Regions from separate parts of the Homo sapiens genome. Here all the other regions are linked to region 1. Evidence: chromatin loops called from intact Hi-C (ENCODE). Cell type or tissue: ascending aorta. All regions are shown on one strand. Links, peaks and the distances in the headings refer to the core of each region. The heading gives the core; the rest is flanking DNA. Region 1 has its middle 330 kb from the start of LINC00474. Region 2 overlaps LOC105376234 (a long non-coding RNA gene). Region 3 overlaps ASTN2 (astrotactin 2). Region 4 overlaps LOC124902258 (a long non-coding RNA gene). Region 5 has its middle 70 kb from the start of LINC00474.

Region 1 (6,458 bases), core at 688-5,687:
GTCTTTGGCTTTGTGGTTGGTCAGCTAGAAAAATGATATCAGAGGCTGTGTAGATAACAGACCATATTATGTGGTACAAGAGCATTTGGTAAAAGAGTTGCATGCCATAAGGTGTAAAGCAGACCATTCACTTGGAGAAATATAGCTTTAAGGTACACAGTTGGAAAAAAAAAAAAAACAACAGAGTGGGTATAGCTTGCTTTTTTTTTTTTTTTTTTTTTTTTTTTTTTAAGATGGCTTCTCACTCTGTTGCCATGCAGTGGTGTGATCTGTGATCTTGGCTCACTGCAACCTCCGCTTCTCAGGTTCAAGTGATTCTTGTGCCTCAGCCTCCTGAGTAACTGGGATTACTGGCATGCACCACCATGCCTGGCTAATTTTTTGTATTTTTAGTAGAGACAGGGTCTCACCATATCAGCCAGCCTGGTCTTGAACTCTTGATTTCAGGTGATCCGCTCACCTCAGCCTCCCAAAGTGTTGGGACTACAGGAATGGGCCACGGTGCCCAGCCTATCTTGCCTTCTTTTGGCTGACATTGACAAGGGATAAAGGAAAGAGATGAGCTCCATAAAGAATTTCCCAGTTTGGAACCTCAAATGCAAGATAATTAAAAAGATTCCAGAAATTTGTGGCATTAAATGTTTAGAAAAACCTACTGCTTCTAGGTCTCAAACAGTGAAAGATGAGAAGGTAAATAAATAAATAAATAAATAATTTTTAAAAAGCTATTTACATAGCAAGAATTCAATAAGTAGTCTGAATAACAAAAGGAAAAGTAATTTGGCCCTTCAGTAAAGATAATTCTGAAAAGAGCTACAGTTATCTCTCAAGCTTACTATTCCAGATAACTTCAAGGTTGCTGTCAACACATAAAGATGGGACATGAGGAAGCCTATGAGGAGGATGCAAAAAAAAAAAAAAAAATTTAAAAACTCTATCTGGGACAGAATGTTGGGTGTATTCACTAGTACATGAAACTGATTGGAATCAAATAAATCATAAGCCCACAATATTTTTGAGGAAACAATATTGCCATGAAAGCATCATCCCAGTTCAAAACCCTGCAAGGGCTTGGCAAAGCTTAGAACAACTTTTGGATTGGATATAGGCTGCAAAGTATAAGTAGCCCCCAAGGAAGGCATTCCCAAAGGTCCACTTCAATTGTGGCATAGGAGTGTAATGGATAGGAGAGAACGTCTGAGTTTGCAGCCAAGAGCCACTGAAAACAATGAGTGCCCAAAGAAGTATTGTTCAGAGAACAAAATCAGGGCTTATCCATGAACTTTCTCTCTTCTCCATAGAGGACCTTCACAATGTCTCCCCAGCGAGATTTCAAACTTGCATTAGTCCAGTAACTGCTGTGTGTCTCCTATTTACCTCTTTTCTGAATAGTTACCCAGAACCTGAGAACTCATGTTGTGAACTGATGGAGAAAACTATGCATCAGTGAAGTATCTTGGACCTTGAGCTAGATGAGGTGACTTAGTGGGACTTTGGCTTATTTCTCCTGGGAACAAGCTGAGTGTATTCTATGTATGGGAAGAATAGTAAAATGGATATTCAGTAACCAGAGCTGAGGACTGAAGTAGAAACAATGTGACGTGTTGCCTAAAACATGCTACATGGTTCCTTTTTCTTCTGGAGACAGCTAGACTATGTTTCTCAACTCTCATTGCAATGAACAGACCAAAGAAATATGAGTGGAAGTTATAAATGCTACTTCCAAGTCTGGCTTCTAAAATCTCCTGTGTGATACTTCACATGCTCTTTTTCTCATCCTCTGCAGCTGAATGAAATGAATATAGAGGAGAACTGAAAGGCCATGGAGGATCTGAGCCACTACATGGAAAGAGCAAGGGTCCATGAATGACAGCTTGAAACAGGGTCCCTCTCTGCTGCCAACCTGCATGGATGGAGACATGAATAAGAAATAAGCACTACTGAGTCAAGACAGAGAGATCTGAAGGTTGATTGTTATAGCAGTTGGACTTCCCTATTATCTAATATACTGTGCTATCTTCCAATGCTTAGCTAGTAAGGGGGGCTCTAGGGATACCAGTTAAAGAACTCTGGAATGCATCCCTTGCAAGTCTGAGATATGAAAGGCCACAATTAGGTCATGTTAAGAAATCTAAAGCTGACTGTAGACTGAAGTCTGGCTTCAGTAAATATGAAAGAGAAAAGAAGAGCTGACTAACTGCTTTGAATTAGAGCCAGGAGAGACTGTTGCATTGCTACTGACCTGCAGTTAGAAAGTTCATCAGGGCAAGGAGCCAGTGATTGTTTCCCAGGGAACATGTGTGGGCCAATGATACAGAGCTCACTGGAGTCTTGGTTGGTTTTGTCCAGTAGGTCTGCCTGGAGGGAGAAGGAAAACTTACAAAAGGAGACTGGGGGTATACTTGTGTGTGAAGGCCCAGATAATGAGGACAGATCCCCAGAGACCTCCTAGAATAGCTAGAAAAGCCTGGGGTCAAAGAAGCTGCAGGGGAGGAGTGTCCAACATGAAACCTCTGAGGAGTTCAGGGAAACACCCCAAGAGAAAGGAAGTCAGCTTTAATCTTCGGCAGGGCCTAGAGAGTGAGAAGTCAATCAGGAATAATAAATGACCCATCTCCTTGTCCCCTGTACCCTTTGAACCAGAGGGGAGCAAAACAGAAGCTAGCTAATGAAAGATGTGTTATAGAATTCAGGGTAACTGAGGTTATGCTGCAGAAGCAAATAACAAAAAGATCTCGAGGACTTCTTGTTTAAGTTCTTTTTTTCTTCACATACATTTATTTTCTGTTCACACTACAGTATGTTATCAGTTAGCATGGGTCTCTGTTCAGCATAGTTCAGGCAGGCACACAGGCCAATAGAGGTTCTGTCTTGATACATATTTCCAAAAGACATTGTCATTGCATAAGCACAGCATTGGAACACTGTGTGACTGTCCTATGGACCTCAACTGTCCCATTTTTAACCACTGTGTGACTGTCCTGTGGACCTCAACTGTCCCATTTTTAAAATGGGAATTCATGAAATGAGGCAGAAAAAAGGAACAACACATATCGACATTTCTCAATTTTTTAAAAAGAAATTATGTGTGTGTTCATCTATCCCAGATTAGAGTTTTTTTTTTTTTTTTTTTTTTTTTTTTGAGACGGAGTCTCGCTCCTGTCGCCCAGGCTGGAGTGCAGTGGCGCGATCTCCGCTCACTGCAAGCTCCGCCTCCCGGGTTCACGCCATTCTCCTGCCTCAGCCTCCTGAGTAGCTGGGACTACAGGCAGCAGCCACCTCGCCCGGCTAATTTTTTGTATTTTTAGTAGAGACGGGGTTTCACCGTATTAGCCAGGAAGGTCTCGATCTCCTGACCTCGTGATCCGCCCACCTCGGCCTCCCAAAGAGCTGGGATTACAGGCATGAGCCACCGCACCCGGCCAGAATATTTTAATTAATTTTTTTCCTCTAACATATTTCACAAAACACACTTTTGCAAAGACCAGAATACAAGCACACCTCTGTATTTTATGTCGTTGCTGTTGTTGCCATCATACTCCTCTGAGAGTGTATGGAGGTCCACACCCAACTTTCTTGGTAAAACAGCATCCTATTTTTATCTGTTGGATTTTCAATTCTAAGATTCAAATCCAAGCATCTTCTTGCTTGTAGGCAAAGTGACCACTAGAGGGAAGCAACTGCCAGGCAGAGCAATTTCTTCACGCCATGGGTAATTTGATCCCTGTGTGTCATACTCCAAGGGTTTGGACAGAATACCTAGTTCTAACAGGAAGTTAGTAGTCACGGAGCCTGGCTACTGCCAAGCTCTTTCACTGACTTTGATCAAACCACACTTGGGGCTGCGTGCAGTGGTTTATATCTGTAATCCTAGCACTTAGGAAGGCCTAGGTGGGAGGATTGCTTTAGATCAGGAGTTTGAGACCAGCCTGGGCAAAATAGGGAGACGTTATCTCTACAAAAAAGTAAAATAGGCATGGAGGTGCACAACTGTGGCCCTAGCTACTAAGGAGGATGAAGTGGGAGGATCGCTTGAACCCAGAAGTTAAAGGTTGCAGTGAGCTATGATTGTGCCACTGCACTCTAGTCTGGGCAACAGAGCAAGAACCTGTATCTAATAAATAAATAATAAACAAACAAACAAACCACATTTGGGCTCTGTGTCCCTGGGTCTTTATAGACACAAAGTATAGCCTTGGGAAACATGAGTGGCCTTTATTTATTTTTGTGAAACTCTCCCAGTAATTCTTTTTATAAGGCTCTTCCGTCACCTCTTTTAAGACTAACTGGAGCGGTAACCCCTCCTTAGGCTCAGAGATGACATTCTCTCCATTCAGCCAGCTTGTCCTCTGCCCTCATGGGACACATCGCTCTTCTTGAGCTGATGGGAGTCTGAGAAACAATCTTATACACCAAAGATAACCCTCCATTCCTCTATGGGCAGAAAAACAGATCGCAATTAGATGAGCCAGGGACCTTAATAAATGCAGATGTCCATTTAAATAAACCAGCAACTCTTGGGATGTAAACAGAAACAGAAACATACTTCATAATTAGAGATGAATGATGAGCAAATGAGTCAGTAGAGGATGGATTAAAGCAATAGTCTATAGCAATAATCAGAAAGTCAGAGCCCAAATCTCAGATCTCTCAGTAATTGTTAATTTTTGTTAGATTATTTAGTGTTTCTGAGTTTCAGCTTCTACATCTGTACAAAGAATCTGATGATACTTATTTGTGTGCATGCACAAAGCTAGGTACATTGTAGCATTCAAATGTTCATCTTAAGAAACAAAATGAAGGGTGAAGAAAAAGAGCAAACTTTGTGCATCTAATACCTGGTACAGTGGAGTCAACTAGTGCTTTGGGGCATATCACACTGGTGGTCTAATTCCAGCTCTGCCATCTACTGGCTGTGTGACCTTGGACTTGTCACTGACCCATATTCAACCTCAGTTTCTTATTTGGAAACCTAAAGTATTAATGGCTGCTTGATATCCAAAGGAGACAGATGATAGGCATCAAGTCAGTAGCTACCAAGGATTATTATTTTCCACATAAGGTACTTTTCTAAATTCATCCTGATTAATACTATAATATAATCTCATCATCAACCCTCTAAAGCAGGAATTATTATCCCCATTTCACAGGCCAAGAAACTGAGAGATTTAAAACTAGACAGTGTCTGGACTGTTTCTGTGGTCTAATTGTTTCATCATGCCTTAACTGAAGTAGAAGACCTGTTGACCCATGCTGACTACTAGAGCTCCTGGCTAAGGTTTCCTTTGCTTTCCTTTGTTTGTTTGTTTGTTTTTGAGATAGGGTCTCACTCTGTCACCTTAGCTAATGTGAAGTATCGCAATCACAGCTCACTACAGCCTTGAATTCCTGGGCTCTAATGGTCCTCTTGCCTTAGCCTCTAGAATAGCTGCTACAATGCAGGTACATGCCACCATACATGGCTAATTTTTTATTTTTTGTAGAGACTGGAGTCTTGCCATGTTGCCCAGGCTGGTATCAAATTCATGGCCTCGAGCTATCCTCCTGCACTAGCCTTCCATAGCCCTGAAATTACAGGTGTGGGCCCCCATGACCAGCCTAAGGTTCTCTCTGATAAGTGCTATTTCCTCCGCAGCCTTCCCAAAGCTTTGGGGGGTACACACTTTCTTTGCCTACCGTTTTCTCCTCTAGTGTGTGCATTGACTGAAATCACCCACTAGATGGTGCTGATATACTAACTTTGGTTTGCTTTGGCATCTACCCGGTGAATTAAAAATTTACTTTATACATCAACAAACCAAAATCTCTACATAAATCTCAGCTTGTAAGAATCATATACTTGTAAAGATTTTTTTTTTTAAATTCAGGGTGAACTCTGGAGGCTTAGTTATCTTGCTTAAAAATGCAGACCAGCCTTCTATAAATTTACCAGCTGAGGCTCTTCTATGGCCATGAGCAATCTCAACACTGTGTGTGTATCTGCTCCAGGGTGAGATGGAAATTATTAGCGGCTTTTTCTCTGAGTGTATAGCTCAATGGGCTTGTGAGAGCCCACCAGCTCTCCATAGCTTCTGCTTACTGCTCTGTGAAAGGAGACGCAGAATACAGACTCGGCTCACAGCTCATGTGAGGATAGAACAGGGTATTCTAGTAGATCTGATTACTCTCTGATTTCCACTTCTTTCTCTTATTGCCTGTCACAAATGTCTATAAAATCATCATTTTGGAAAAGTATCACACCCCTTTATAACAACAATAATAACCAACCTCTATATAGCCTTTTGTGGTTTACAAAGCATGTCTCTCTCAAATATTTAATATATCTAAATTAACAGTCAGTGTTATTTACTCCATTTTACAGAGGAGAAATTAAGGCTCAAGGGAGTAAGTAGATTCCTAAGGATCTACAAACTATTTAATTACAGTGCCAGAACTTGAACCCAAGCTTTCTGATTACA
Region 2 (6,458 bases), core at 488-5,487, 170 kb after region 1:
AAAACTAGGAAAAATGTGCCCTCTTGTTCTAAAATCTCTCTGGGGTCATAAGCTAAGCATCCCAAAGAAATATTTATGCCATTTATAGGAGATAATTTTATTCTCTCTAAGATATTTTCAAGTTAATTTTATAGTAGACTTTCACCAAAATACCTTTTGTTGGAATCAGTTTGTAGACTTGTTTTTTTAAGGACTTCATTTTAAACACCCCCCCTCCCAAAGTTAGAAAAAAATAAGTAAATGTAAACAAATAACACAAGCTACAAATTACAAAAGCCATTTTCAATCTGCAAAGATTTTTAAATAAAAGTAGATATATACTCTCCACAGAAGACTTCTCCCTATAAATTTATATTCAGATAATAACTTTAGGCTGTAAACTCAGGACTCAGTAAGAAAAACTATCTTTTTATTTTGGAAGCACACAGGTGTTAAATAAAATGGATGGATGATACATGCCGTTCCTATCACGTGCAAAGTAACCTGTAAGAGCAGAATATGTTAAACTTTTAAAGCATAACACCTATATATGAATTGAATACATATGTGCAGAAAATAACTTGAGAAATGGTTTAAGGCAGTTTCCAAACTGGTTTATTGTCATCGTTTGCATTAATATCCTATTCTTTGCTTATATTATAAAAAGGGAATTGTTGAGTGGTGGGCACAAGGGAACAGTGGTGGGTACAAAGAGGCTGGCCAATCTAGTACATATAAAATATTGATTTCAACCCAACACTCATGTTTTTGGACAAGTTTCCACTTACAATTAACTATATATAAGGAGCTAGACTGATGTGTATCACTGAAATATTCAAAATACATACAGGGCCAGGCATGGTGACTCACGCCTGTAATCCCAGCACTTTGGGAGGCTGAGGCGAGTGGATCATTTGAGGTCAGGAATTCAAGACCAGTCTGACCAACATGGTGAAACCCCTCTCTACTGAAAACACAAAAAATTAGCTCAGCAGTAGTGGCGTGTGCCTGTAATTCTAGCCACTCCAGAGACTGAGGCAGGAGAATCACTTCAGCCTGGGAGGCAGAGGTTGCAGTGAGCTGAGATTGTGCCACTGCACTCCAGTCTGGGCAACAGAGTGAGACCCTGTCTCAAAAAATAAAATAGATACAGAAATAAATACTGCTGAATCACTTGCTAAAGGTGAAATTATTTCCCCTTGGGGGCACTGGGCAGGAATGGGAGGAATGACGAATGAAAATGACTGTGGAATTCTTCATGAAGTGGAGGTACCTGACTCAGGCCTTAGAAACAAGATTTTTAAATGTAATGACTGCTGGAAAAGAGATGGTAAGTAGAGCTCAGAGCAAAGAGATTACGTAGAAGGTGGCGATTTCAGGAGTATGTTGCAATGACAAAAGGATGAAGACAAGGACTGTGGCTCAGGTCATTGGGATGTCACTGGACATGATTTGTTTAAAGACTAACAAGGGTGAAGCACTGGGAACGGTCAGGTGAAGATCCTTGAATGTTTTTGAGCTGGCTTTGCTCTATCTGTCCTCAAGTCTGTCCATAATCACCTTCCCAAGGAAGCAACTCCCCAAGAATTTTCCACAGATGACTAGTTCCATGTGATGCTATGTAAAAAGAAAAAAAGAAAAAAACACACCAAATTTCCATTTCAAATAAACTTGGAAAAATTGGCATAAGTCAAATTAAACATATTTCATTCTCAAAAAAAATGTTGGTAAAAAGATTAAGGGAGAGGCAGAGAAAAAACAAGGGAAGCAAGAAGGAAGGAACTTGGAGTGGGAAAGAAAGATGGATAGAGGGGCCAGTCTGGGAGCATAACTGAAATGCAGACAGGTGATTAACCAACACTGAAAAACTCTGGAAGTTTCTAAAGGAAGTGGGGCTATTCTGTCTAAGAAAACTGAGGGTAGAAAATAAAGGGAAATATCCTAAATCAAAAGATTGCTTCAGGTTGGCCCTATTATAGATATAGACATACTATAAACCATAGAGTGAGATAGCCTAGAAAATTACTGTTAGACGAGATCTTGGAGGCTTTCTAGTATGAACTTCTTTTCTTCATCTCTCCATATAAACTTGTCCACTCACTTTTTTATGTTGTTTTTAGCAGACAAGGTCCACTTAATCCATTGTGCAGTTCCTTCTTATTTGACCTCTAGGAAGCTCAGAGCTTAATTTAATGTAATACTCAATTGCAGTAACTGTTACCTATTAGGTTTCCATTATATCCATATCTTCCCTTCTTGCAAATATAGCCAGAAAAGCTGCAGTGGCTCAAGGGCTATTCTAGGCTCTGTGAGGGCTACAGCAATGCTTCAAAGAGCTCCAACTGGCAATGAGAAATACATATTTTCCACATTGATTCATTCAATAACTCCTGGAGTTATTGAATGTCCATCATATGCCAGAATCTTTGCCAAGAACACTAACAGATGTAAAGAATAAAAATTAAAGAAATACTCTCTGTTTTCATTATCTTAATAATGTGTTAATGTGCACTTATTGAGAATACATTTTATAAATATGCAAAGTATCTCAAAAATTGGTTACAGCGAGTGTTCAAACAGATATGACATTTTCATTGCAGGTCCTCTGAGATGTTTGTGGTATCGATTCATATATCGATTCATAAAATCTCAGTCATGAAAAGACACAAATCTAAGTTTGTAAGATCTATGTGGGTATAAATGGAAACCCTTTAAAATGTTGGGACTTATCCATTGTAATTTATCTGATTAGTCTTCCTGCCAGATCTTTTTAACCGAATCACATTAGATTTGGGATAATTACCCAAGGACATTTATACTATTTTGAAGGTTAATTCCAACCTCACTCATTCAGCATATGTTTGGAGTGTCCTTGCCTAATGCCAAGTCCTGGGCTAGGCAAAAGGACCTGGAGATTGTTTCTTAGTTTCCTCATTGAGGGATTCTGATTAAGAGCCCTCTGCCAATCACTACTGTAAATATATTATCTAAGTGCTCAGCAGAGAAAATTCATGTCCCAATTTTCTGATTGAGTAACCACCATGACCAATCTCTGGGCAGAGCCACCAGGAAATAACTGCTATTTAGCCTCACATGTCTTTGTTGAGCTTTGTGCCTCCACGATAGGAGGATTATACAAGGAAGTAAAAGATAAATTGACAATACGTAATATAAACACATTCTTTTCAGAATGGAGCAAACTACATGAGATGGGAAACATGGCAAGTGGTTCACAGAAACCAGTGAATAAGATTTAGGATGGGCATTTGACATTCTCTAACAAGTTTTGGTCCTGACTTTTGGCCAAATTAGTCTGTCAACAGCATCTACTTGGTGTCCACAATGTACAGTGGCTTGCATTTGGTACTGAAGATGGAAAAAATAAGAAAAGGTCAGAGACATTTTTAGATACAACTCCAGAGGGCACCATTCACAAAGATTGCAGTATAAATGGCACCCTCTAAAATCGTGCGATCCACAATCTTTACAATGATGTAAACTGAAACTAGGAAATATTTCACACTTCTGTGTTTTTATATATTCATAGGAAGGGCTTAATCAGGTAAAAATAAAAAGCCATGAACAAAAAAAATGTTGATGAGAGAAAATAGGAAATTGTAGAGCTGAGGTTTAGAAGCAAGGACAATGAGTTGAGATTTTTCAGGCTCCAATTCAAATCCAGACTTCAGAGCAACGTTAGGAACCCATGATGAAGACTGATGGGAAAACAGAGCCAATTAGAGGGTGAGACTGAGATTAGAAACTTTTATTTAAGATTTGTCAGTAGAAAGTTGATAGCTGGAAAGATGAGATGGGACAATTTTCTAATGGAAATAGATCATAGAATTAGAATAGACACAAGAGAAATATAGGATTAGACCTTGGCAAACCTCTACTTAAGGAAAAGGATTAAGGTAGGAGAACCTAGAGAAGAAGCTGGAAGCTTGTGCATTCATCCCCAGTGTCACTGGGTGAATCGCAGTGGCATATCACAGACCACAAAGATTGTCAAATCCACAAAGACTCTGCGGATTTCAGAATTGTTGTTTGGCAAAGTCTGGTTTGCCATATAAGGACACAGATTGTCATTTTTCACAAATTCCAACCTTCTGTTTCTCAAGATATGCCTCAAGTGCATTCGTCAATTCCATCAAGGACATTTCCTGGTGGTGAGGAAACTTTAAATCCCACAAATTCTTAAGAATTCTTTTTTTAAATAATAGTAGTATTTAGATAGTAAAAGAGGTTAAATTACCCCATTGTTTTATATTCAGGGGGAGCTGTATTTCATATTCAGGGGGAGACTCAACAAACATCCTCTGAAATTCAATAGATAGGCAGAAATTAACAGACATTCCTTCCATTCTGTGGGTGTTTAATCCATCCCTGACAATGTGACAGTGCTAGAGACTGCAATAAATTGGTGAACAAAGCTGACACAAACCTTTCTTGGAAAATTGATATTCTAACAGGAGAAACACACACATACACAAAAGTAACAATAAAGACAGCAAAGAAGTGCACACATAAAAGTGTTCTGTGAACAGGAGATAAAAGAGGGAATTATAGGGGACCACGATTTAGATAGGGTAGTAATGGAAAGCCATTCTGAGATGATATTTTAGTAGGGACCTCAAAGGTAAGAAAGTGCAACCTCATGAAGAGGCTGAAGAAGGAATATTTTAAGTAAACAGAATGGCATTGGCAAAGGCTTTGAGGGTGGCATAAACTAGACAAGTTTAAGGAGGTGGCTAGAAGAGGAAAAGAGTGGAAAGAATTACCATGGGAGGAGTTGGGAGCTGGGTTATTGCCTCATGTGAAGAACGATTAAGGTAAGCAACAGTGGAGTAGAAATCACCTTTGAATTACTGTCATCACCATCCAGGAGCTGCTGGGCTAAGTTCGTGGCAATCAGTGAGAGAGAGAGAGATGGATGAATCCAATGATAGGCATGAAGACAATTTACAGGGCTTGTTTATGGATCAGTGCATAGAGCCAAAGACGGAAGAATTTTAGGGATGATTCCCAGATTTTTATTTGAGAAACAGGACGGATGATGGAGCCATTTACTAAGAGGAAGATAATGAGGTAGTGCCAAGTTTCGGGAGGAAAATCTAGTTTTATTTTAAATGTGCTAAACTTGAAATATCTGTGAATGATGTAGTCAAAGACAAGAATAGCAAAATTTGAAAGCAAAAAGTAATTCTTTTTCCTGTAGTAAAAAAAAAAATGGATAGGACTCTCAACAAAGTGAACAAAAATGTGTTCAGATCATTTATTTGCTTAAGCTTTTCAATGGCCCTGTTTTTCCTCCTGTCTAAGGATCCTGACACTTGGCTGGGTATTCAAGGCTCTCTGTGGTTTGTCCACAACCACTTCCCCTACTTATCCCACACTGCAACACAACAGACAGTCCCTCATTTTATAAAGTATTCATTTCCAAAATTAGGGAATACCTTTTTCCCTCCTTCTCAGGTACATGTGATCTAAATGGAGTGGTATTATAAGAAAGAAGGGAGTGAAAAACAAAGTATTGTTTTTTCTAATCCATGAATCATTGGTTTATGGACCAAGGCTATTGTATTAAGGCTGATTTTGAAAAGTAAAACATAAATACTTGCTAATCCCCTATTTTTTATTCATTTGTTTCCTTCTCTGCCTCAGCTAACCAGCTCACTGCATTAACTCACTTGGAAAGGGGAAGAATTGGCTACCAAATAAGCCCACTGCTGGATAGGTATGAGTTAAACTCTCAGAACCCTTAGCCCTCAGACCTTCTCTAAGAGGCAGAAATGGGGTTTTTGATGTTAATAGAAATATACTCACTGTGTTTCACTGGGACAATGACCTCGAAAACTCATTGGCTGAATTGCCTATAATATGTTGGGCAGGTACTTGGCACTCTAAGGGGAAGTAATAACAAGGGAGGTGCATTCTTCTTTCTCAGAGAACTTGTAGTATCTGGGAATACAAGGTTGGAAGCTGTCAGTCCCAGGAATAAAGGGCATTTAAATTGTTATCAGAAATAAGATGATGGAGAGAGAACCTTTAGATGAGAATAATATGAAGAGCTTTATGGAAGAGGATCTGTTTGAACTGGGCCTTAAATTATGGATATGATTTCAACAACATGGAAAGAAAGATATTTCAGGAGGAAAGTAGACTGGAACAGAGGCTGGAAGATCAAGTATGTGCTTGTCAAACTAGAAGTAGTTCACTAAGCATGGAAAGTAAAATCTGAAGTAGAAGGTAAGGATGAAAAAAAATTGGTTGAGTCCAGAAGTTAGAAAAACTTGTTGGTTGCTTCTTCCGTATCTAATCCACCAACCTCCACAATTCTGAGCCTGAAAGATTTGATGGGATTAGCTCCACTATCAGTTCTATAGAAGGGGGTCCTGATTAGATTGAATTTATCCTTGTATCCCATTCTCATATTCAAAAGGATTAATCCAGAGATATTAGCTGGTGGGGGGTAAAAG
Region 3 (6,458 bases), core at 776-5,775, 1.1 Mb after region 1:
ATTTGGGAGGCTGAGGCACGAGAATCACTCGAACCTGGGAGGTGGAGGTTGCAGTGAACCGAGTTTCTGCCACTGCATTCCAGCCTGGGTGACACAGTGAGAACCTGTCTCAAAAAAAAGGAATATAAAAGAAAAAAGAGAGGTCAGAAAGTAGCAAGATTTTTTTTTTTTTTTTTGAGATGGAGTCTTGCTGTATCACCCAGATTGGAGTGCAGTGGCACAATCTCGGCTCACTGCAACCTCCACCTCCTGGATTCAAGCAATTCTCCCTCAGCCTCCTGAGTAGTTGGGACTACAGGTACATGCCACCATGCCTGGCTAATTTTTGTATTTGCAAGAAGAGATTTAAGGAAGTTTGTTTTTTGTTTTGTTTTTGTTTTGTTTTGTTTTTGCAAAGAACTATTACCATGTTTGGAGTCTTCAGCACCCTAGCCAGCTCAAGTGTTACATGCTATCTGCTAACTCTAAGTTTTGTGAGAGGAACCCTCAGGAGTGCCACTTGGAGAACTTGGATATATTCTCAGCAACTGGCAAGAAAATGGACTAGGTCCTATCTTCACCTGAAAAAGCTGCAGTGGCCTATACCAACAGAACAGAAGGAGCTGCATGGGGATTAGCCCAAACCCCCAGAGGTTGCCCAGTGAAAAATGCTTGCTTCCTCTGAACTGTATATGGGTCACATAGAAGAAAGAACTGGCCTGGAACTGTTTTAAGCCCTACCCAAGAGGAATCTAACAGAGTGATGGGTCCCCCACAGTGAATCTCCATGAGGTAGGAAGCCAGAGAAACAGTAGGTAGGAAGGGATCACTGAAGCCAGACAAAGAGAAATGGCACTGTTCCAGGTCTTACGAGAAGTCCCAAGCATTGGGGACCGCTGAAAAGCCCCTGAACAAGCCCCCCAAGACAAATGGCCAGCTTTATAAAGATGCCAGGACCAGAGACCGCAAAGCCAGGTAAAATAATTCTGGAGCAAGTATGACCTTCCTAATCCTGACCACCGCTCTTTTTTTTTTTTTTTTTTTTTTTTTGCTTGTACTGTGAAAGAAGGGGAAGAAGAGGTGCAAAGTAAAGAAAGAGCATGAAGGCCAACCATTCCCACCTCTTAATGCTCCTATTGGGAAAGATACGGAGATTTTATTTGTCAAAAGATTTGATTAAAATATTGGACTGGAAATCCTAATTCCTGATTTGAAAGTATGTTAGCAATGTAAAATATCGATGGTGCTGCTGCCTATTCCATAAGTGATAATAGATTAGATGTGGTCTGCTAAGATTTTCATCTAGAGGTAGAGGAAAATTATCCCAGTAAACATATCACAAAGAGTGGCAGAATCAACACATATGTATATACTTTTGAGCATACTTGTTTTCACAGACTATATTTTGACTATTCTCAATTTGCAGTATGAACTGAATCGTTTATATCCTCATTATAGTACATGTCACGTTTTTATTATTTGATTTAATATAATAATTAAATGAATATATTTCTCTCCAAATATACCATAAGTTTCATGAGAACAAGGACCATGGCCATTTTTAATGAACATTTGCATTCCAAGCACAGAGTTCACTGTTTGATATCATGTAGACAGTCTGCAGGTAAATATATGAACAAATGAATAAATGAATGCATAAATCTGACTCCTGTCCCACTAGTGTAATGCTTATCAGACTTCAGACCAACTATCCCAATTTATCACCACAGCCCCAAAGACAGTTGGTCTTTGTTTTATTTTATTAATGTACACTTGATAGATCAGAGAAGTAAAGTAACGTGACCAAAGTCACACAGCTAGCAACTAGTCTAGCTGTTTCTACCCAGTTTTTCTGCTCTTTCCACTGTCCATATTTCCTCTCTGAAAAACTTTCAGCACCAGTTTTCACTCCTACAGGATGAGTCATATCCGTTCCAAATATTTGTATCTTCCCATTACCTCCCACCCCCAGGTAATGCCCCCAATCTCCTCCACCCATTTCCATGGGCTAATAGGGTCTCCTGGGTGGAAAGCATTCTAAAGGTCACCTGGTCAGAAATCCCATCTAATTTTTCATTTACCACCAAATAATCCTCCAATTTATTCTTGGACATTTCTAAAGATGTGGAAATCAGTACCTTTCTAGGCCTCAAGTTCCATTGTGGAAAGGCTCTATTAAACTTAGACTAACTTCTCATCCAGGAACCACACTTCTCATCCTAAGCATCAGACCCAAGCCCAGAGTTATGTACTTTATGCTATTAGATGTCTTATCTACAGTACTCACGCCTGGACTCTAGTTGGGGTGTGGGGTCATACTACAATTAAACAATTAACTAACTAGGTAGATGAAATTCCTATCCCAGGAACCATAGGGCATTGTTGGGTGGCTTCTGAGAAGGTATATATGTATGAGTATGTGTATGTTGTGATGTATGTGTTGTGTTCATATTGCAAGCGCACACACACACACACACACACACACACACACACACATTTGGGGAATGGAAAGAAAAGCAACAGTGGAGATTCCAAAAATAAGAAGACAGAATTATAAAACTGCCAAACCCTAGGACAACTGATTTCCTAACCTAAGTGAATTTGCAAGCTCTTCCCCTAAATGTATAAGTAATAAGCACAATTACAGAGGGGCAGCTATAGCACAGTGTTTTGCTTGAGTTTAAATTCCATCTTTTTTGTTTTCTAGCTGGGTGACCTTGGAACAAGACCTTAACCTCTCTAAGCCTCCATTTCCTCATCTGTAAAATGCTAATAATTTTAGTACCTAAATATTGGATTATTTGGAGGATAAATGAGAATCAGAACTTAATGAAAAATATCCAATGCTAGCGTGTCAAGAGCATCATCAGAGGTCATTTGTTCCAGCCCCTGGCATTCATCCTAGCATTATTCAATTCTTGTACATGTCTGAATCTGTAAATCTTCCCTTGAAACCTGCCTGATGCTTTAACTGTCAAAAATTTCCCCTTAAATTACCTGTCTTCTACCTACAAGAAGACAGTAGACCAGGGTAGAATTGAATGCGTAAGTCCAAAACTGTTGAGTCAGACTACCTGATTTCAAATCTTAATCAAGTCACTTCACCTCTCCAACCTTAGTTTGTTCATTTGTAAAATGGGGATACTAACTCCTCATCCAACTCCTCTAGGAATAAAACAAAAGATGTTGTGCTAGCACATTTTCACCTATGATCTCTCACAGTTCTCCACCATCCTACAAAGTAGGGATTGTTGCCCCCTTTTACAAATGAGAGAACTGAGGCACAGAGTGATAAAGTATAACTTGCAAGAGGACACCTGTCTTCAAGTGAAAGCAGTTAAATTTCTGAGGCAGGTCATACTCTCTGTGGGAAAGGGACCCCTGGACACTGCCCAGTAGCCTAGTACTGGCCAGTGTCTTGGCCAGAATCAGGAATCAGTCGGCATTGAAGGGTAACATTTACTTCTTCCTCCTGGGACAAGGCAGGTTGTGGCCAGTAACAGGAGGCTGAAAAAAAAAGGTCATATGTGATCTCCTGCTGCCCTCTAGTGCCTACTTAAGATGATTGCTCTGGGGAAATCTCTGTTCTGATCCTTTCTTGGCAAAGAAGGATCATTGTGTGCAAAGCAACTTCCACTGAGGGAAGCCAGGGAAACAGTAAAAGCTAGCTATGATACAAGGAAGCTTAGTGCGATGAGTAAAAGAATTCTGAAAGAGCATTTGCTGAGAAGGCCTATTCAGTGCCAGGTTTACAGCTAGGCACAAGGGGGGAAAATATGAATAACAATTTGTTTCAATCCTTGTGGTACTCAAGTGTAGAGACCTGATGGGACGTATTGGCTGGGAAGGAAAAAACAGAGATGGAGAAGGAGACGCTTAAGATATGGCAGAGAGAAAAGATAATTGATGGAGCAGGATCTTAAAGAAGACAGTAAGAGAAAAAATTCCAAGGTGGTAATGGAATGGATGCGGTCTGAACTTCATATACATCTGGATGTGAAATTCAGTTGGTCAAAACTAGGCATGCAACCAGGCCCTCTTTGTATAGTTACACAAGTTGAGCTCTGTAAAAAGGTGACTCACTCATAGGTGGGAATTGAACAATGAGAACACTTGGACACAGGAAGGGGAACATCACACACCGGGGCCTGTTGTGGGGTGCGGGGAGGGGAGAGGGATAAAATTAGGAAATATACCTAATGTAAATGATGAGTTAATGGGTGCAGCACACCAACATGGCACATGTATACATATGTAACAAACCTGCACATTGTGTACATGTACCCTAGAACTTAAATTAAAAAAAAAAAGAAAAAAATATATATATATAAAAGGTGACAAGGCAAAAGGGTGGATGGGGACTAAATCCACCCTCAGCTTCACGTGCCATGCCTGTGCTCCTGCAATTGAGTACAAGTAGAGGAGCTCCTCTTCCTAATTCATATAAGAGGTAACTTACAGGCTAGCCACAGCCCTGCATGTGACCATAGACAAGCTTCTTCCTCATAGTAGTCTCTGCTTTTTATGTATAAAATAGGCGAATATCACCGACAATATAAAGTTGTTGAGATTTAAGATAACGGGCTGGGTGCAGTGGCTCATGCCTGTAATTCCAACACTTTGGGAGGCTAAGGTGGGCGGATCACCTGAGGTCAGGAGTTCAAGACCAGCCTGGCCAATATGGTGAAACCCTGTCTCCACTAAAAATACAAAAGTTAGCTGGGTGTGGTGGTGGGCACCTGTAATCCCAGATACTCGGGAGGCTGAGGCAGGAGAATCACTTCAACCTGGGAGGCAGAGTTTGCAGTAAGCAGAGATTGCACCATTGCACTCCAGCCTGGGCAACGAAAGTGAGACTCCATCTCAAAAAAATAAAAAAATAATGTAGGGTCATGCCAGACACTTAATAGCCACCCAAAACATGCCAGTTCTTGTTATTATTACTATTATTAGTATTATTCTAACAACATAGTCTTATTTTTAATGCAGTTTTGCTTTTAAGATGGTGATAGGAAAAGTGCTTGGTAAAGGGAGAAGACAGAAAAGAAAATCATATTTCCCAATCTTCTATTCTTTGCCAAACACAAGACATTGTGGATCTCATGGAATCCTCACAACAGTGCCTTGGACAAGTAATGTCGTAATTTTTTACAACTGTAATATACAGCTGAAAAAACAGAGTTTCCGAGAAGTGACAGACTGCAGTCGAAGGTCATTAGGCATTCAAAGACTGACTCCAAAGCCCCTTTTCTGTCCAAAGGAGCTGAGATGGATCATTAATAGGAGAACGCCTTCTCTTTCTTGGGATCAAGTTCTTTTACTTTCTTGAAAACTGTGTTTAAAACTTACTCCTCAAGAACGGATTCCAAGATTAGTTCCTTCCCAATTCCTTCCTCCTCCTTCCAATCACTTCTCAGGCTAGGGGTCAAAGAGGAAATGCTCAGAAAAGATTATTCTTGGACAAGGCTTACGGAATTGGAGGCCTCTGAGATGCTAATGACCTGCTTTAGATAAAGACTCCCAGATTGTCCCACTTGAACATATTTGAAGCAGGAGAGCAGACCAACAAGGTATACCAGCCCACCTTGGGGCCAGTAGGAGGCCACTTTGGGGCCAGGGGGAGGTTGCCAGTTTCAAACATCCAGGAGGGTATGAACATCAGCTGGAGTCATCTAGGAACCATTAGTCAGTTAAGGGAACCATTAGAAAACACTCTCTTACTGTTTTCCTGGGGGTTCACAGTCTTGCTTTCACATTTCTAACTATTTTTAACAAAATGTTAAAAATACTCATGTTAAAAGACAACCTTTAAACATGTTACCAGGCATTACTTTTGGAAAACATGTTCAAGATTGAGTTACTTCTCCGTTAGCTCCCCTCTGCGGTGTAACTCTGCTGCTAGGGGCAGGGAGAAGGATCAATGAGCCCACTCAACAAAATATAAAAGGGCTGAAACTCATAGAGATTTCCTGTCTTATATTGAGGCAATCAGTAAAATTAATATTAACTGTAGCTGCAGTTTTACAGGCACATATTCCAGGACAGATGTTCTGCTACTTGATTTGCATACATTATGCCCTTTGGTCTCTATAAATCCTAACAATGAGAGGTAGGTTTCACTATTGCTTTTTAAAGATGAGTAAATGGAAGCTCATGGAGGGAAAATCAGGGATCCAAGAACATCTGGATTGCCATTGTGACCTTCCTTATTTCTAAGCACTCTTCCACAATATTAGGCTGCCTCCCACTCTGCTACATTGCTAGAGATTCAAGTTCAGGCAGTTATAAATTCTGGAAATTGAATATTCAATTTCTGTTGCTTCTGCCCATTACATCACAGTAATCAGCAATAAATCTCTTACCATAGCAGTCTATGGACAATCAATAGGTAATTGGTTGAAAAACTATGAAGCATCCAAACAGTGGGGTACTATATACCTAAAAATGAATTAGAATAATATTGTATGTGATTGGAGTAA
Region 4 (6,458 bases), core at 440-5,439, 350 kb after region 1:
CTTCCCAGGGTTTTCCACTGTTACTGTTTGTTGTTCCTGCTGTTTGAAGTTTGTTTGGTGACTTTACTCAACTTATTATTTAAAGTCTGCACTGTGTTGTGTGTGGCCACTGAAGTCTCTGCTGAGTTAGCTTAGTGGTCAGGGAATGATTGGATAAAAATTTGCATGAATGACTTGAACCCATAGGTCTCTCACACTTTACCATGGAGCCCTGAGTGGATGTGTTGGGGCACCATTTCAACACTGCCAGTTTTCAACTCTGCCTTAGCTTTCAGTTCCTGTTTATGCAGATCCTCAGTGTCAGCCAGCATAAGATATTGGGATCTTCTCAAGTCTTTCCCGAGCATTCTCACAGCCCTGCACATGTACATCATTTTCTAGATGCCCTTGAATATGTTGGAGTCTTTTAAAGCCCCCTGTAAATGTTTCATTTTTCAGCTTTTTCCTTTAAGGGTCTTAGCTAGCCTCTTATTTGCCCTAATTGATACAACTTGTATCACTGCTTCAGGCAGCTTCAATTTAAATGATGGACACTGTTCATTTTTCACAAACACCCTGGGGATACAGCATTTCCCCAGTGAATGAGCTCTGAGTCAGTTAAAATAAAGCCAGTCTCCATGAATGGGGCTTTCCAGGGAGTTGTCAGGCAGGTCAGATAGTGATAGTTCTCTAGGAATGGACTTTTGGGAGATCTCTAAACACTTTCTATCCCATCCAGTAGCTGTAAGACTGCTGGTTTTCACAATTACCATGCTCGTGAGGCTGTTGGTTTTCACTGCTACTGTGCAGGAAAACAGAAATAGAAATAGTGTGTGTTAAAATGCTACAAAGCTCTTTGCTATTCTTACAGAAATTCAGCTATTTTTCTTCAACAAACATTCTTCAGATTGTTACAAGCTTTTGATTAAGTTTTACAGCTCTGTAAAAGTTTATTTTGTCAATTTTTTTAGTGTTCTTTTTGCTGTTATGAAGTAGATTTTCAGAAGTCTTCACTCCAGCTTTCAGAAAGTGTTCCTTCTCCTAATTATCTCTATCTCTCTGGCTACTCTTGGAAGGTTTAAAGGCTTTTCTTCTTAATGCTTATGGCCCATAACTGGTTTTTGTTGTTGTTGTTAGAGTTCTATGTTCGAGGCTCTCCCCTGCTCTCTCACCTTTAATCAAGTCCTTGGATATCCTGATTCACTGCTATGGCTTCTGGTAGCATCTTTGTGAAGGTGACTTCTCATTTGTAACTCCAGCACATGTGCTTCTTCTGAACTCCACACTGTTTTATCTAAGTATCTGTAGATATCTCTTGAAAGACTCACAGACATCTTAAATCCAATCTGTTCAAAAGTAAATGCATCACAAACTTTTTCCTCCAACCCCATATCTGCATTTTGATGTTCCTTATCACAATTTATGGCACTACTATATACATAGTCAAAAAAATCAACCAACAGCAACCCTTCATACTTCCTTTCTCTATCCCATACAGCAGCTCAAGTGGTATTGTATCTGATAATCCCATTTTCCTGCATTTTGATAACATTACTTCCCATTTCTTGGCCACTTGCTACATTTACAAGGAAATTAAAGTGCTTTAATGAAATCTACAAAGAACTTCAAGATTTGGATTCTGTCATGCTCTCCAGGATCATGTTTTTATACTCTGCCAGCCACCTTGAATTTTCATTTTCATATTTACCTTATCTTTAGTATTTGCTGTCCTGAGAGAAATCTCCATGTGCTTATATTAGATCTCACAAATTTTTGTGTATGCTGCCTTGAGTTGGATTCTGTTACTTGCAACCAAAGAATCCTAAATAACAAAATAAGCTTCACAGCATAACTACAGCATTAGTTATCTTGCTTTACCCATTGTTCTAATTTTTCTTACCAATATATCTACTCTTAGCTGAGCTGATGAGGCTGCTGTCACACCCAGTGTGGTCCAGACTCTTCCAGTCTATCTTCTTGTTATGTTCTTGACAGATCTCATCAGCAAACTCTCTCCTCACAGCTCATATTATGCCAAGAGATCAGCCCTACCCATTAATTTAGTCTCTGAATAGAAAGCTGCTGTCTCTCTCTCATTTTTTTTTTCTCTTCTCAGACAAAATCCCCCTTCTGTCAGGAAGAAAAAAAAAATGGTGTGTTTACTATTTACAACTAGTATATGAACTGTTATTGTCCTAGGAGCAAAACCCAACTGGACAGTTTTCTCTTTTCTGTCTCCAGTATATGTAGATTACATAACCCCTTTGAGAACTGTAAAATGGCACACAATGGTTATTATTTATTCTAACTGCAGGGAGGCAGATTTAGGTTCTGGGATTATCATTTGTTTAAATTCATGTTCATTGATCATGGGGGCAGTTTAAGATACAAATTGGTCCTTGGCTCTGACAAGCATGTGTTGCTAACCTGTTTCCTCTTACTGGCTAGTTCCTGACTTTGAGATAGTGGTTTTACCATTCCATCTCCCTTTCTTTCCTTTTTATTCTTTTTTTAAAATTTATAAAATCTGGTAAAGTCCATCAAAACTTGAGGATTGTTAGGAGAATTAACTATGTGAATGGACACAAAAAGCCTAATATGGGATCTTGTCAGTGAGCCATTCAATAGATGACAGCTTAGTTTATTGTCATCAGCATGGTCATTCACCATGCAACCTCTGCTGTTAACAGATTTCAGACTGTAATCTTTTGTTTCTTCTTTCTAATCCTGCACTTCCTCTGACTGTTCCATTTTGGTTCCGAGCAAGCAGGCCGCTTGTGTCTGAATCTGGCCAATCCTGAAATCTCTGCTTGGCTTTGTCAGACAAGTTCAGGCATGCACAGACATGTCCATGAGTTTCTCAGAAGGTTGACTCTGCCAAAGCCAGAACACCACTCCCCCACTTTCCACTGGGTCCTGTGCTCCAAGCTATTGGACATAAGTTTGTGCTTTCGAAACTTCAGTATTTACACGGAATCTGTGCCTCTGATTTACCCAGTGTCCAGCTGCTGATACTTATCTTGAAATTTCTAAGTGCAGGGCTGCAATCAAAGCATCAGGGCACAGAAATGAACAAATAAAGATGTTTGGGGACTGCCTGCTTTTCTCATGCGATTTGCACATTTTTCTTGGCTTGCGTAATCTGAGGAGGCTGGGACCATAGGCCCCTTCATTCCTTGGCCCAGTGGCAGCACATGGCAATGTTACAAATACGGGAGCTGGACATTCAGGAGGGGCCTCACCCCTGCTAGGAAAGCATCCACCTCTGTGCCTCCCAGACAGCGTTGACGCATTCAGACAAGCTGGACAAAGAACGTACAGTCTACATTCCCTGGCCTTTGAAGGGAAGATGTTGCAATGTACAGGCAGTTGGAGTGTTTTGCCTAATTCATCAAAACATTCACATTTGCTAGTAATACAATGCATCTATGATGAGAAGGACTTAGGGGAAGGCACTGTGGATTAAGGGTAAAATGGCTCATGTCCCCTAATTTCTACCATTCGGCTAAGCTTTGAAGCAGCCTCCCTTCATTCATGAAAGTGTTGCAGGGTTGTTAAAAATGCATGGGCTTTGGAACCAGATGGATCTGTGGTTCAGACTTGCTAGCTGTGGGATCTTGGGCAACATACCCTTTCTAAAGCCTCTGCTCTCATCTGGAAAGTCAGGGCAGTAAAACAAAACTCTTAGAGCTTTTACAAGGATTCTTTGAGATAATGTATAGTGATTAGCAGGGTAACACACACAGTAAGTGCTATAAATGAACTTTTATCATTCACCTACTTTTTAAGTGCCTACCATGTGCCAGGCACCCAGCCAGGCACTTAGCATTTCTTTGCACCTCAATTTGATTGGACATTGCAATGGGAGTTGGAACACAAGGAGAAGCATATTTGAAAGAGGCAATGAAGACTTAACTTTAGACCCAGTATCACCTAAAATGAAACCATATGGCTTTGGGCAAGAGATATTTCTCTAGACCTCAGTTACTTCAGCTGAAAAGCAGAGTAACCATTTCTGTCCTAAGAACTAATGAGGAAGGCATAACAATTATTATTACAATTATAATAGATGGCATTAATATAGAGCTTATTTGCTTCTTAGCACTTTCTAAGCATTTTACATTTACTGATTTATTTACTCTTCACAACTACCCTAGGAGAATTATTACACAGATTCGACTAACAAAGGAATTAAGAGACCAAGAAGTTAAATGGTTTATTCATAGATAGTAATCAGAAATCAGCTAGTCTGGCTCCAGAGTCTTTTCCCTCAATCATCACACTTTGTACTTGGTGGACAATAAAACCTTGCATAAATATGAAGATTTATTACTATGCTGGAAAATTCTACCTAAAAAACTAGTATTTTGATCTAATCATTGTAGGCTCCAATATGGTTATTTTTAAGAGATCTGAATCAATTTCTCTATAATTTATTTTTTCTCAGGATTTTATTATAAAAATTTTCAAATAAACAGTATAGTTTAAGTATTTTTATAGTAAACATACATATACCTACCACTCAGATTCTGTAACTAACCTTTCACTATTAATATAATTGTCTTATCACATACCTCTCTCTAGATCTCCCCCCTCTCTCTCCATCAATCTATCTTATTTGTGACATGTTTAAAACTAAGTTGGAAGGCATCACTACATTTCACCCAATTCTCCAGTATGAATGTCATTAATTAGAATTTAATCTACTTTATGATCCATTTTGTTCTTTTCCAAAATGAATTTTAGGTTTCATATCTGCAATGAAGATTTGTAAATCTCAGAAAATACTAAGAAATTAATATTTCTTAGTAAGAAAATACTCAGAAATTGATAAATTAACAACAAACCATGGGACAGTCTACTTTTAATATTGTAAATTCATTAATATTATCATTATTATTACTATTGTAGTTGATTTTCACACCTGATTTTTCAATCCTAACAGCCAGTCTGCTATTCAGCTGCTATTTTTCCTGTTCAGACCTTCCATTTCATCCCCAGACATAATGACTCCTGCTCAATTTTTCCCATTTCCACCCTCACCCTCTTGTGCCCAAATTCAACCACAGTTTGCTCTCTGCCAGACCTCCATATATCCAGTGGGATTCCAATGCTGCCACAGAATTCCACATGGTATCCAAGTATCTGACTGACCCAGCCAATTATTACAATAGCACCTTATATTTAGTTGGTGCTGGTTCATTATTTCATTCAGTAAGTATTTATCAAGAGCCTATTTAACCAGGTGACCAGGAAGGGGGAGGGCAAAGAGTGAGCTAGGAGCATTGAGTAAATAAAGAATTAGATCAACTAACTCACATGTATGACGTAACTTCTGTGTACACAACATTGCCATCAAGGAGTCAAGTCAGGGGAAGAAAACAAATGCACATGAAACAATTGGAGACCAGCTGTAGAGAGAGAAACAAGCAAAATTTCGTGTAGTCATGTAGAATGGTTTGTTTGCATATCTGCCAAAGAGATGTAGAATAAAAATGCTTGTAGGATTCCACTTCCAGAGAGAAATGAGACTGTAAATTAATATTGGTTCGACCTAAGGCCATGTCCTAATAGACGGAATAAAAAAGAGTTTTTTTAAAAAAATAGAATTATTAAATAAAATGTTTTTTTAAAAAAATAATTATGTTGGGCAATTGATAAAATGTCTTAGAATATGTGAAGAGGCCAGCCGCGGTGCCTTACACCTGTAATCCCAGCAATTTGGGAGGCCAAGGTGGGCAGATCACCTGAGGTCAGGAGTTTGAGACCAGCCTGGCCAACATGGTGAAGCCCTGCCGTCTCTACTAAAAATACAAAAATTACCCAAGTGTGGCGGCGAGTGCCTGTGATCCCAGCTACTCGGGAGGCTGAGGCAAGAGAATCACTTAAACCCAGGAGGTGGAGGTTGCAGTGAGCTGAGATCATGCCACTGAACTCCAGTCTGGGAGAAAAAGTGAGACTCCGTCACAAAACAAAAAAAAAGAATATGTGAAGAGATTGAGCGAAGGAGTCAAAAACTTAAAGCTGGAGCCAGAGCCAGATGCCACAAGGATGAATTCGATACAATGAGAAAGATGGTTGTGATTCAGAGATAATATCTTTTCTAGTACTGTTAGAGCTGAAAGTGTTTGGCAGCATATTGTGTGCCCAAATCAGACAGAGATGAGTGGTAACATTCTACTTAATTGATGAAGAATTAGTAAACAGAGATTGGACCCCAGGGAAGTGACCAAAGGAAAATCCAACAAGAAGAAGCCAATGATTGTAAAGACTGAAAGAACTATCGGTAGCAAATTCAAGAAGTCATATGGAATGAATACAAGTTGGTGTCCTGATTCTGTTGCCTTCTAGGTACACGAACTCCAGTTTGATGAGCTCCAGCGTTCTAAGTTATAAAAGTAGAATAGAATTTGCTCTTAAGGGGTGTTGTATGGGTTGAATGAGATGCTAAACAAAACATGTGTAGCATAGGTCCTGGT
Region 5 (6,458 bases), core at 493-5,492, 260 kb after region 1:
TTGAGTCCATGAAAATATAAAGATACAAACAGACAAATATCTGTGTTGAACACATTGAATTCATTGTGCCTTTGTTTCTCCATCTGTCTAATAATAAAATTTATCAACTTTAGTAAAATTTCAAAACACAAAATCAGTGTACAAAAATCAATAGCATTTCTGGGGTACATAAAATATTTGGATACAAGCATGCAAAACATAATAATCACATCATGGAAAATTGGGTATCCATCCTTTCAAGCACTTATGCTTTGTATTACAAGCAATCCAATTACATTCTTTTCATTATTTTTAAATGTATAATTAAATTAGTATTGACTATAGTCACCCTGTTGTGCTATCAAATACTAGGTATCCACAAAAATTTTTAAAAATCGAAAATAAAAATCAGTAGCATGTCTATACACCGATAATGTTCAAGCTGAGAGCCAAATCAAGAATGCAATCTCATTTACAATACACACACACATACCTAGGAATACATGTAGCCAACAAGGTGAAAGATCTCTATAAGGAGGACTACAAAGCACTGCTCAAAGAAATTGTAAGTGATGCAAACAAATGGAAAAACATTCCATGCTCATGGATTGGAAGACTCAATATCATTAAAATGGCCATATTGCCCAAAGCAATCTACAAATTCAATGCTATTATTATCAAACTACCAATGTCATTTTTCACAAAACTAGAAAAATACTATTCCAAAATTCATATAAAACCATAAAGAGCCTGAATATCCAAAGCAATCCTAAACAAAAAGAACAAAGCCAGAGGCATAATGTGGCCTTATTTAAAACTATACTATAAGGCTACAGTAACCAAAACATCATGGTACTGGTACAAAAACAGACACAAAGACCAATGGAACAAAATAGAGAACCCAGAAATAAAACTGCACACCTATAGCCATCTGATCTTCAACAAAGACAACAAAAAATGAGCAATGGTGAAAGGACTCCCCATTCAATAAATGGTGCTGGGATTATTTGGCTACTCATTTGCAGAAGAACAAAATTGGACCCCGGCCTGTCATCATATACAAAAATTAACCAAAGATCCATTAAATATGTAAATGTAAGACTTTAAAATATAAGAATTCTAGAAGAAAACCTAGGAAACACCATTCTATACATAAGCCTTGGGAAATAATTTATGAGTAAGTTCTCAAAAGCAATTCTAACAAAAACAAAAATTGACAAAGGGGACCTAATTAAAGAGTTTCTGTGCAACAAAAGAAACTGTCAACAGCATAAACAGATAACCTACAGAATGGGAGAAAACATTCACAAACTAAGCATCTGACAAAGATCTAATATCCAGAATTTATAAGGAATTTAAAAAACTCAACAAGCCAAAAACAACTTTATTTAAAAATGGGCAGAAGACATGAAGGTATACTTTTCAAAAGAAAACATATGAACAGCCAGTAAACATGATAAAATGTACCATATCACTAATCATCAGAGGAATGTGAATCAAAATCACAATGATACACCATCCCACACTAGTCAGAATGACTATTATTAAAATATCAAAAAATATAGACACTAGTGAGCTGTGGAGAAAAGGGAATACTTATACACTGTTAGTGGGAATATAAATTAGTTCATCCCCAGTGGAAAGCAGTTTGGAGATTTCTCAAACAGAACTACCACTCAACCCAGCAATCCCATTACTGGGCATACATCCAAAAGAAAAACGAATTATTCTACCAAATGGATACATGTACTCGCATGTTCATCACAGTTCTATTCACAATAGCAAAGACATGGAATCAACCTAGGTGCTCATCAATGGTAGGCTGGATAAAGAAAATGCAGTACATATATACCACAGAATACTACACACCCATAAAAAGAACAATATTGTCATTTGCAGCAACATGGTTGCAGCTGGAGGACATTATTCTAAGCAAATTAACACAGGAACAGAAAACCAAATATAACGTGTTCTGACTTATAAGTGGGAGTTAGACATTGAGTATCCATGGGTATAAAGATGGCCACAATGGAAATTGGAGACTACTAAAGTGAGGAGAGACAGGAGGCAAGAGCTGGAAAACTACCCACTGGGTACTATTCATTCATACCCCAAACCTCAGCATCACACAATATACCGAGGTAAAAAACCTGCACATGTACATGTACCCCCTGAATCTAAAGTAAAATTTGTAAAAAAAAAAAAAAAAAGGAATTTGTAATCAATTTCAGTCATAAAAGTAAATCCAACATACTAAATTTTTAAAAAGTGTCAGTTTCTTCAAAGCAAGCAAATAGAATATTTAAGTTACTCTGGAGGAAATGTGTAATAAAACCACATCAGTACAACTTCAGTAGGAAGATAGTTGACATCTATCTGTGTTCTGGTCTCTCTCTAGGTGTAATTAGCTCATATATCTCAGATGAGAACTAACCTGATCTCAGTTTCTCAGTAGGCTTTTTTTTTTTTTTTTTTGCAAAGTTGAGATTATATCTATTCGCCTTTTTTTTTTTTTTTTTGCAAATTTGAGGTTATATCTGTTCTACCTATCTTAAAGATATCTATGAGAACCGTGTGGCATAAATGCACTCTAAAGTATGTATAAATTGTATGGAAGCAAGATGATTTAAGATAAATTATACATTTCTCATTAGATTGCAAGCATAAATAATATTTGTTTAACTAATGAGATCTCACATATTATAAGCAGTCTGTATCTCTTCAAAAATGTCTTATAAATTTACTGTTATAAGTAAGTACAGAAGCTCTTCTACTTAAAAAATTTCAAATTGTAAGTGTTTATAGATTTTAATAAAGCTGCTCATGAGAACAAAAGCAGATTGACTGTACCCACCACAAGCAGATAAAAACAGCATCATAAACTCTTTTTAGTCTCATCTATCCTTTTTTATTAGTTTATGTCATATTAAGTATTGAAACTACTAAAATTTTACAAACATTCTATGATAAAGAAAGACAAAATGCAAACATCTTTGGATATATTTTTAAGAGAGTTAACAAGAAATAAGAAGATTTAGAATTAATATTGTCAACGTCTACAGTTTTCCTGTGAAACTTAATTTTACATAGGTTTTGAGCAATATTTTAGACATGTTAATGCACTTGTGTGCAGCTATTTAGAATGTAGACTTTTCTAAAAGACTCATCTGTGCTCACTTTTATGACTGTTGTGAGAATCAAGGACATGCAGAAATAAGTAGTGTTTTTAGGCTGAGTGATGGCTTCCCCAATATGTCCTTGGCCTAATCCCTAGAACCTGTGAATGTAACCTTATATAGTTACAGGGATGGTGCAAATGGGGTTAAGAGTTAACCAGTTAAGAGTCTTGAAATGGGTAGATTATTTTATCCTGTATTATCTCAGTGGGGTCTAAATGTAATCACAAGTGTCCTTATAATAGGGAGGTGTAGGGAAATTTGACTACAAACACAGGAGAGAAGGTGATGTGATGACAAAATAGAGCAATTTGAAGATGCTAAGCTGCTTGCTCTAAAGATAAAGGGGCAAAAGGCCAAGGAATGCAAGGAATGCAGCTCTAGAAGCTGAAAAGACCAAGGAAAATGATTTTTCCCCCAGAGCTTCCCCAGGGAGAAGGACCATGCTGACACCTATGTTTGGACTCAGTGAAACTGAATTTGGGTTTCTGACATTCATAACTACACAGAATAAATGTGTGTTATTTGGAGCCACCAAGTTTGTGATAATTTGTTTTAGCAGTGATAGGAAATTAGTAGAGTGTGAACCTCAAATTATTGGTGACATCCCTCCAAAAGATACAATTTTATACAGCTAACGTTGTGCTGTTCTGTGTTAAACAACATTCAGATTCACTGGGGCCAGAATCTTGAGATCATCTGTTACATTTTCAGTATATCAAAGGACAGAAAGTTTCTTTTCTGGAAACAGATGAAACCAGATTAACATTCTGGAACTACCCAGAAAGATATCATTTTTGATAAATTGCTCAAGTTTTTGCCTCAATGTTCTCATCTATTAAAGGGAGCTTATAATAATATCTTTATTCATAAGGCTTAAGTTATGATAAAACAATACAGGCTTAGCACATAGCACAGTTTTGGCATCTATTATGTTTCAGGAACATATTAACTGTTATTGCTCTTGATGGCAGCAAACCCTGAGCCAGGAGGCAGCAATGTATTGGAAAGATCAACATCTGCCCAAGATAAAAGCGAAGTTGTGGCAAGCACTAAGTGTAAACTCACAGTAAAAAGAAAAAGATGTCAATTACCTTGATTATTGTAATTTATTTGTTTAAAAACCTGCCGAGATGACCCAACACTCTTTGTTCTTACTCCTGTGTGTTAATATAAACTCCAGTCCCATAGTTGTCAATGCAGATCCCAGGTGACCACACCTGTGTTGAAATCATCTTGGTAAGAATTATCTTTCAGAGTTGGGGACCTGGGCTCTATCACTGACTAGGAAGATGGACATTGGCGAGTTATTTTTCCATTATGTACCTCAGTTTTCTTACATGTAAAGTGGAGTATCATGAAGTTATCTGTGTCAGTGGGCTATTTTAGAGGTTGAGATCTATTTGGGTACATAGAATTTAGGAATTTAGGAAACTATTGTGCCTAGAATATAGCAAGTCCTCAAAAGATGACAGTTATGGACAGTATTAATTGTTAGACACTGGTGTCGGTCCATTTTGTGCTACTATAACAAAATACTGAGATCAAACAATTTATAGTGAACAAAAATTTAGTGTCTCATGATTCCGAGTCTTGAAAATCCAAGATTTAAGGAGCTTGTATTTGACATAGGGCTTCTTGCTATGTCATCTCATGGTTGGAGGACAAAGAATAGGAGATTGAAACCAAGAGATTGAATTTGCAGACTCCAATGCTATTATAATCAGCACTAATCCATTCGCATCTTGCATTAGGCTCCACCTCCCAATACTGTTGCACTGAGGATTAAGTTTCCAGCACATGCTTTTGGGGAGAAACATTCAAATAATAGCTCTGGGGATATAAAATGCGTTAAGATTTGTGAAATCTCCTCAAGGATTTTGTAATTCCAGGCATTAAACTTTGAGTGCTAACAGTAAATGCATAGATAGATAGTTGATAGATAGATAGATAAAATCACTCAAAGTGGCCTAAATACTAGACTACCTCTGTAGAAATATAATGTGAGCCACATGTAATGTTTCAACGTTTTTAGCAGCTGCCTTAAAATAAAGTAAAAGGAAACCAATGAAATAGTTTTAATGATATATTTTATTTGCTCAATGTCTAAAATATTATTCAATATCATTAACATAAAAATACGAAGGTAATATCTTATATTTTTTCATATTTTGTCTTTAAAATCCTGTGTGTTTTTATGCTTAAATAAATCTGTCATGTTTCCCTGGGTCTGTCTAGGTTTTAGCCCTGGAAGTCCCTCATGCAGGAAAACCCCTCAGTTTCAGACAAACTAGGCTGGTTAGTTACTGCATCTTTTTTTTTTTTTTTTTTTTTTTTTTTTTAACTATACTTTAAGTTCTGGGATACATGTGCAGAATGTATAGGTTGTTACATAGGTATACATGTCCCATGGTGGTTTGCTGCACCCATCAACACGTCATCTGCATTAGGTATTTCTCCTAATGCTATCCCGCCCCTTATCCCCCACCCCACCACACGCCCTGGTGTGTGATGTTCCCCTCTCTGTACCCATATGTTCTCATTATTCAACTCCAACTTATGAGTGAGAACATGTGGTGTTTGGTTTTCTGTTCCTGTGTTAGTTTGCTGAGAATGATGGTTTCCAGCTTCATCCGTGTCCCCGCAAAGGACACGAACTTATTCTTTTTTATGGCTGCATAGTACTCCATGGTGTGTATGTGCCACATTTTCTTTATCCAGTCTAACATTGATGGGCATTTGGGTTGGTTCCAAGTCTTTGCTATTGTGAATAGTGCTGCAATAAACATGTGTGCATGTCTCTTTATAGTAGACTGACTTATAATCCTTTGGGTATATACCCAGTAATGGGACTGCTGGGTCAAATGGTATTTCTAGTTCTAGATCCTTGAGGAATCACCACACTGCCTTCCACAATGGTTGAACGAATTTATACTCCCACCAACAGTGTAAAAGCATTCCTATTTCTCCACATCCCCTTCAGCATCTGTTGCTTCCTTACTTTTTAATAATTGCTATTCTAACTGGCATGAGATGTTATTTCATTGTGGTTTTGATTCACATTGCTGTAATGACCAGTGATGATGAAGTTTTTTTCATATGTTTATTGGCCACATTAAATGTCTTCTTTTGAAAAGTGTCTGCTCATATCCTTTATCCACTTTTTGATGGGGTTGTTTGTTTTTCTCTTGTAAAATTGTTTAAGTTCCTTGTAGATTTTGGATATTAGCCCTTTGTCAGATAGATTGCAAAAATTTTCTCCCATTCTGTAGGTTGCCTGTTCACTCTGATGGTAGTTTCTTT

The links. Hi-C counts contacts between places; a loop is a spot of excess contacts. Peaks named below come from ENCODE experiments on the same cell type or tissue, not always from the same donor. Only the 100,000 strongest peaks of a DNase experiment are listed, where the experiment ranks them.
Region 2: it touches region 1 in a loop (3.0-fold over the local background); 4 of 110 quality-filtered maps call a loop at or near these places.
Region 3: a loop joins it to region 1, with 18 times the contacts of the local background. A loop is called at or near these places in 79 of 110 quality-filtered maps.
Region 4: it touches region 1 in a loop (4-fold over the local background); 4 of 110 quality-filtered maps call a loop at or near these places.
Region 5: a loop joins it to region 1, with 2.4 times the contacts of the local background. A loop is called at or near these places in 3 of 110 quality-filtered maps.

The regions. Positions count from the first base shown.
Region 1 is chr9:115,588,014-115,594,471 of GRCh38, forward strand. No RefSeq gene overlaps it. Among named protein-coding and RNA genes, the nearest start is that of LINC00474, 330 kb to the right of the region's middle. In ascending aorta, for the core only: a CTCF peak has its summit at 3,675 (motif pointing right); a DNase peak (open chromatin) is centred at 3,778; H3K27ac peaks cover 650 bases.
Region 2 is chr9:115,754,608-115,761,065 of GRCh38, forward strand. All of the region lies in intron 2 of LOC105376234 (a long non-coding RNA gene), which reads left to right. Among named protein-coding and RNA genes, the nearest start is that of LINC00474, 170 kb to the right of the region's middle. In ascending aorta, for the core only: no CTCF peak of the experiment used is centred there; no DNase peak of the experiment used is centred there; H3K27ac peaks cover 1,997 bases.
Region 3 is chr9:116,657,730-116,664,187 of GRCh38, forward strand. All of the region lies in intron 16 of ASTN2 (astrotactin 2), which reads right to left. Among named protein-coding and RNA genes, the nearest start is that of TRIM32, 26 kb to the right of the region's middle. In ascending aorta, for the core only: a CTCF peak has its summit at 3,532 (motif pointing left); no DNase peak of the experiment used is centred there; H3K27ac peaks cover 826 bases.
Region 4 is chr9:115,941,491-115,947,948 of GRCh38, forward strand. The region is part of intron 1 of LOC124902258 (a long non-coding RNA gene); the gene reads left to right. Among named protein-coding and RNA genes, the nearest start is that of LINC00474, 20 kb to the left of the region's middle. RefSeq lists an enhancer at 2,252-3,451. In ascending aorta, for the core only: no CTCF peak of the experiment used is centred there; DNase peaks (open chromatin) are centred at 2,861 and 3,221; H3K4me3 peaks cover 349 bases; H3K27ac peaks cover 4,083 bases.
Region 5 is chr9:115,852,407-115,858,864 of GRCh38, forward strand. No RefSeq gene overlaps it. Among named protein-coding and RNA genes, the nearest start is that of LINC00474, 70 kb to the right of the region's middle. RefSeq lists an enhancer at 3,243-3,744. In ascending aorta, for the core only: no CTCF peak of the experiment used is centred there; no DNase peak of the experiment used is centred there.